Regions from separate parts of the Homo sapiens genome. Here region 2 is linked to region 1. Evidence: chromatin contacts called from ENCODE Hi-C or POLR2A ChIA-PET data. All regions are on one chromosome and are shown on one strand. Each heading gives the region's core, a stretch centred on a gene start or an enhancer-like site at or near the end of the contact. The rest is flanking DNA. Distances are from core to core; before and after follow the strand shown.

The links. A loop is a pair of places that touch in the nucleus more often than their neighbours do. ChIA-PET counts read pairs that join two places held with the same protein, here RNA polymerase II (POLR2A). Pooled maps may share reads with other maps.
Region 2: POLR2A ChIA-PET joins it to region 1 with 10 read pairs in activated naive CD4-positive, alpha-beta T cell. The contact joins the promoter of LINC02156 here to the enhancer-like site in region 1. A Hi-C loop is called at or near these places in 4 of 50 pooled maps. POLR2A ChIA-PET finds 5 or more read pairs at or near these places in 4 of 52 experiments (activated CD4-positive, alpha-beta T cell, activated CD8-positive, alpha-beta T cell, activated naive CD4-positive, alpha-beta T cell and 1 more).

Annotation. Positions count from the first base shown.
Region 1 is chr12:47,275,263-47,278,415 of GRCh38, reverse strand. No RefSeq gene overlaps it. Among named protein-coding and RNA genes, the nearest start is that of PCED1B-AS1, 60 kb to the right of the region's middle. Within about 2 kb of position 1,440, at least 15 of the 41 ENCODE cell types and tissues checked have a DNase peak (open chromatin) inside an H3K27ac peak, as active enhancers do.
Region 2 is chr12:47,413,381-47,416,736 of GRCh38, reverse strand. LINC02156 (long intergenic non-protein coding RNA 2156) reads right to left here and starts at 1,729. Exons shown (of 2, transcript NR_149087.1): 1 at 1,505-1,729.

The DNA.
Region 1 (3,153 bases), core at 191-2,690:
TGGAAATAAGAGAAAAATCCCAATTCTCAGTAAGATTGCACACATTTTAATGAAACAACAAAAGGAGAGACAGGAAGCATTCCTAGAGGTCTCTGGTGAAGAAACCTTCATATTCTTATGAAGGAATGACTCATGGATGACTCATGGTCTGTAGCTCCTTCCCCAGTCACTCCCAATTCTTGACTAAAAATATTTGCATTTCTTCCTAGTGCCATCTTCCTCCCACTCTATGCAGTGCCAGCTTGTGCCACTACCATTTTGTGACCTCCCCTTTCTGCTGCTGACCTGATGTTTATGGGAGATCAATTTTCATTCTCATCCATCACTACCAGTATGTCAGTCACTGTGCCTTCCCAGTCCCTAGCCACTTCTAAAGGAACTAGGTGCACCCACAACTTTCCTGGGGTGACTAAACCTGGCTGGACCCCTAACTCAGGGCAGCCCAGACCTCTAGGCTTGTTAGAAGCCCATGAGATATTCCAGCATGAAAAGCCTTTCCAAACAAGGTAAAGCTGGCTTCAGCAGTCTAATTCTCAGGAACTAGAATTAAGAAACACTGAGAAAATGGAGCAGTATATACTGAGAGTTGTTGAGATACTGCAAAAGAAAGAAGCCTTGAAGAAGAGTGGAGACCATGAGGGGTCATAAGTCACTTAAAGTAGAGAGGGAGCACAATCAAGGGGCGGATAGGCGTTAAGAGAAAGATTGTGAGAAAAAGGTGGGAAAGCCAGTCAATGATGAAAGAGAACCAGAGATGCCCCAAAAAACAAACTTGCAGAGGGTCAGTGGGTCATGTTAATGGTGAGTGGCCTTCCAGAAGACCCAGAAGATCCCACACTCGCACTCCCAGAATTGTCTTGGCATCTAAACAACTTTCTCATTCGTCGCCTTGAGACCTGGCTCTGACAACATTCCTACCCTTTCTGAAAGCTGGTGGTTCTGCTTTTCCTGGGTTTCCTGAGACTTTGTCATGAGCCTGAGATCACTGGCTCCTCTTTTCTAAAGGAATGGACATAGCACATTCTTCATTACTTGAGGTGACCTAAGTCTTATTCTTAAAACCAAGAGAACCTAATTCAAATGGTCAGTCCTCTTACTACAAAAGGCAGAATGGAAACAGCTGAGCAGAGTGGGAAAGCTGTGGCCTTCAAAGCAGACTGGTCTGAGTTTCAATCCAGAACCTGCCAAATGTGAGCTGTGAGACTTTTTGGGCAAGTTATCTAACTATAACACTTCTAAGAGTCGTCCTTTTTATCTTTAAATGGCTCCAGTTCAGAATGGCAGAGTGATCCAACAATGGTTTATATAAGCTGCTGGCCTGATGCCTGACACAGACTTAACACTCAATACAAGTTCATACCTTTCCTTCTTCTCTCTGGATACTTCCTGTCTTGCACAATAAAGCCCAAACTACCCCACCCCTCCAGTGGCAGTAGCTATGGTTAAAATTGTCTGCTTCCTGTCTCACTGGGTTCTGCTGTTTTGTGTTCACACACTTCAAGAGTGAAACTCAATCTGTTCAAAGCTGTAAACATGAACTTTGGGTCAGAGTTCGGTCCCCTTTCATTTAGTATCTACCAAAAGTTAATTAGAAGCACCATAATGCAATCAGTTTTTCAGGGCAGGGTGGTGGTGGGGATTACTTTCTTCATATCTACACTCATTCAGCCTGCCATCAACAAACATTTATTGAGTCACCATTGTGTGTAAAGGTACTATAAAGATAGAAGGATCACAGCATTACACACAACGAAATTGAGGTACACAGTGACCCACAGTAAGTTTATTTCCGGTTTCATTTATTTAAGATTTGCAAATGTGTGTTGTATATTTGAACAATGTAGTAAACATTGTGTGGTAGTGCTTAACTCTATTAACCAGATCTTAACTAGGATTAACTAGGATTTCATCTAAAAGTCTCTTGCAGGCCGGGTATGGTGGCTCACGCCTATAATTCCAGCACTTTGGGAGGCCGAGGCTGGTGGGGTCACTTGAGCCCAGGAGTTTGTGACCAGCCTGGGCAGCCTGACGAAACCCTGTGTCTACTAAAAATACAAAAATTAGCTGGGCATTGTCATGCACACCTATAGTCCCAGCTACTCAGGAGATGGAGGTGGAGGTTGCAGTAAGCCGAGACTGCATCACTGCACTTAAGCCTAAGTGACACAATTAGACTCTGTCTCCAAAAAAAAAAAAAAGTCTCCTGCGTATTGCCATAATGTCTTGCTCCTAGACAGGGCTCATTAAATATCGGTAGGTGAATGACTTAATACCTGTTTCAGATGCTTCAGGAATTAGCAAACATCTGTAACTCTTGCTGAGCTAAACCGGAGTATCATGTAGAAAAATATATAGTAGTAGTATAATTATAGTGGTATTAGATTATCCTAAAATCATAAATTTAAGAGGCATCCAAACACATGTTCTTCCTGAGAAACTAATTCTGCCTATTTTCCCTGCTTGGAGCTTTTTTACCTGCAAGTCTACAGACTATAATTTTTGAAAATAGATCCATATAAATCTTTCTGGAACTATTTATGTAAATGCTTTATTTTCCAGTAATCTCAGAGAATTGGCTTTCTGTACCCTGCTAATCTCCTTCTCTCAAAACAAACCAAACAAAAAGAAAACATGCTCCAGGAAACTGAGCATTCTCTATGATCTAATTAAGCAACACAGAAATATTGACATTCCACAAGTACTGACAATTATTTTTTAGCCTAAAAGACAAGAGTAAGTGTAATTATGTTGCCAGTTTAAGATCTACCTTGGAAAAATACAAACTACACCATCAAGAACTCTGTATCCTGCCTGTAATCCTAGCACTTTGGGAGGTTGAGGAGGGTGGATCACTTGAGCTCAAGTGTTCGAGACCAGCCTATCCAATATGGTGAAACCCTATCCCCACTAAAAATACAAAAATTAGCCAGGCATGGTAGTGGGCATCTATAATCCCAGCTACTCAGGGAGGCTGAGGCAGAAGAATTGCTTTAACCCAGGAAGCAGAGGTTACAGTGAACTGAGATCGTACTAGGCAACAGAGTGAGACTCCATCTCAAAAAAAAACGAAAAACAAAAAACAAAATTAAAAAAAATTATCAAAAATCAATGAGAAAACTTGATTAGTAATTAACTCTTTCTGCCACCAAAATG
Region 2 (3,356 bases), core at 480-2,979, 140 kb before region 1:
CATTAGCTCTGCCCTCATGATCTGGTTGCCTCTAAAAGGCCCCGCCTCCTAATACCATCACCTTGGGGCATCGGATTTCAACACATGAGTTTTGTGGAGCACAAACATTCAGAACATAGCAGGATCCAATGATTAATTCATTTTGTGAATTGTTACTTGCAGTCCTATAACTATGCCACAGTGTTACCTTAGAACGTTAATTAAATGTGAACTGCTCTTCCAGGCCAACGATAGTACAAAATCTACAACAATTTTTAGTTTCAAGTATTTTACCTGACACACTGAAACTTTTCCAAAGCATGAAAACATATTTTTTAAATGTTCTTCAAATTGAGTGGATTTCATCTTTCTCCAGTCACCTACTTAGAACTGAAATACTCATGTTTGTTGGGGAGTACAGCCTCAGCTTTCAACTCATGAGATCCAAAGAGACAGTGGAACCAAGTAGCTCTCTTTTTTTCTTTTTTTGTAGGTGAGTCAGAAGCCAGCCTGTGTGTTACAGAAGGAAGTTCTCCCCTCTGCCTATGAGCTCGTTTTACATCACCCAGGAGAATCTTTCAGACTCTAATCATATTGGCCAAGGTTCTTCCATCACTAGCATGACTATTGACAGGAGAAAGTATCAATAGAACAGGACATGTTCAGATTTAGAAGGTAGAGCAGAGTGAAACAAAGTGAGTGTAATAATTCCTACAATAGGCCGGGCTCGGTGGCTCACGCCTGTAATCCCAGCACTTTGGGAGGCCGAGGCGGGCGGATCACGAGGTCAGGAGATCGAGACCATCTTGGCTAAGACGGTGAAACCCCGTCTCTACTAAAAATACAAAAAAAATTAGCCAGGCGCGGTGGCGGGTGCCTGTAGTTCCAGCTACTCAGGAGGCTGAGGCAGGAGAATGGCGTGAACCCGGGAGGCGGAGCTTGCAGTGAGCCGAGATAGCGCCACTGCAGTCCGGCCTGGGCTAAAGAGCGAGACTCCATCTCAAAAAAAATAAATAAAATAAAATAAAATTCCTACAGTAATTTTTATGTACTTCATGGTAGTACATAAAAATTGTGAAAATGAATATGCTGCGTGGAGTTTTTTTTTCTCCCAGTGGACACACAACATTGAATGATTCATTCACTGTTGGAGCAGAATTTTTTACCCTGGATCAATTGTGTGCCTTCCTGATGATACTTTAATAGAACAAGTGGGCACAGAGTGACAGATGATGACGGGAGGCTCAGACACAAAGTAGAACTACTGTTGCCTGGAGCCAAACAAAAATTATACCATTTAAAAACTCAGAATCCAAGAGCTAATATGTTGTCCACAAAAGAACAAAAGGCAGAAAGTTTATGCTAAAATGAGGTAAGTTATAAATGTCAGTAACTCATAAAATGGGTATGTCCCATTGGGACCTAAAGAGTTAATATATAAAAGGAAACAGATTGAGGTCAGGTAGCCTCATGAAAATCTCAAATGCTGTGACACAGAGACAAACGTGGTACTGACGACTCATACCTGGGCTTGATCCAAGAGGCCTTTTCGAAAGTAGAGGCCTTTGTCTCTCCAGACCTGAGCCTCCTTTTTTGAAAGGGACTCTCTCTGATGTCCATGGAGTTGAAAGAGAAGCTCTGCTTTATTGGAGAAACTCCTTTCTACAGAATCACCTGCACGAAGGCAGACATTTGCAGGGAAATGAGACTGGCTTATATGATTAATTCTATCAAATGGATTTAAAATTAATCCACAGAAAGATAGAAAGAGGAAATGACACTCTGACAATAGCAGGTCTTCATGATGTTCTTTCCCCCATAATTTACTCCAAGTGAAGGTAGAAACCAGGACACAGAACTTTTGTCACAGATGGAAAAAGAAAAAGGGATGCCAGTCATTTTGTTCTAATTCATTTGCATTAAAAAAAAAAATCCTTCCCTCCTGGTTTCCATAGCTACTCCACCCCCTCAGTCTTCATTTGTAACTTGTCTGAGGGACAGGTCAGGGACTAGTGGCACCGGTGCCTTCTCACCCCCACCACAGAAGAGGGTGTCAGAATCACATGCCCTGCATGATGCTAATCACCCCAGCGCCCCCGACAACAGCAAAGCAAACCCAAACAGAACCCTCTCAACCTAAACAATCTTCCTTTCCCCTTTTAACTCTGAAGCTCTTATAAAAAACAGATATTTCAAGGATGTCCTTTAAGCTAAATACAAACTAGAACATTGAGGTAAAACACAATTATCTGCCCTAAAGTAAAAATATAGATTTTTAATATTTCCAATAAATATATTTCAAATCACCAGTTTGAGGTGTGGAATAAGTTCATATTTATTTTAGTGTTGAAACCATAGTAAGTGGAAAAAAAAAACCCTCTAGGTTGACAAGAAGACCAATCTTTCTCCTAGGATTTCCCTCCCCAGTTGATTTCTAGGGACCCTCAAGTCCATCCTGGTGGTTTTTGGTCACCACCACCCAGGAACACATTCTCTGGTCCTCACTTCATCTTCTCACACCTTCCTGAAATTGTTCCTGAAGACTGTTTTCTTTCCCATGACTATTCATTCCAAGTGTCAGTAGCCTTCCCTCTCTTAATGTTCTCAAAATAGAAAGAAAGGGATCCAGGCAGGGATATTAACAACTCTTTACTGAATGTCCAGGAATGTTCATTCTTGAGAACCTCAGGCCCTGAGTAGAACCTCAGGGTCTATGCCAAGTTCCTGACAAGCTCACATGGCATGGGATGATCTCATCCCCTACTAGGGAGAAACCTCTGGAGCCAGGGCCCTAAACCCCTCTGCTCCTTGTAAACAGAAATGTAAAGGTGTAATGAGCAAACACATGCAAAGACCTTTGCACACCTGGTACATAGTGCTTAATAAGAGATAACTGCTACAATAAAGATTAGGAGCTAGAAAAAGGCAAAATTTGCCTTTGGTTGTCATTGCTTCTTCTTTCTTTGATTCCCTTCCTTCCTTCATCTCTCTGCACCACAATATATCTAATTTTTAGCCCCTCAGTGCCTAAAGTCCCCTAGGTACTGCCCCAGTAGCTTTCAACTTCTGCTCAGTTAAAAACATCAATCCCATGTCTCTTTTTTGTCAGGTCTTTAATATAATGTGACAGTAGTTGACACCAGTTCCTCAAAGGAATGGTTCAGAACCACATAAGAACCTTGAAAATAGGGAATTTCTGTCTTTTTGCAAACAGAATGGTATCAATGTAAGTTTCAATTATTAAGGTGTTCGGGAAAGGTCGGAAGTCTCTCTTGGCCTTTCTGATTGTGCCACTTAAGCAGGTGATTGCCTGTTTTATTGTTTCCAAATAACTTGCCACAGGATATCCATTTAGCTGGTCCAAGGAAGAAGATTCA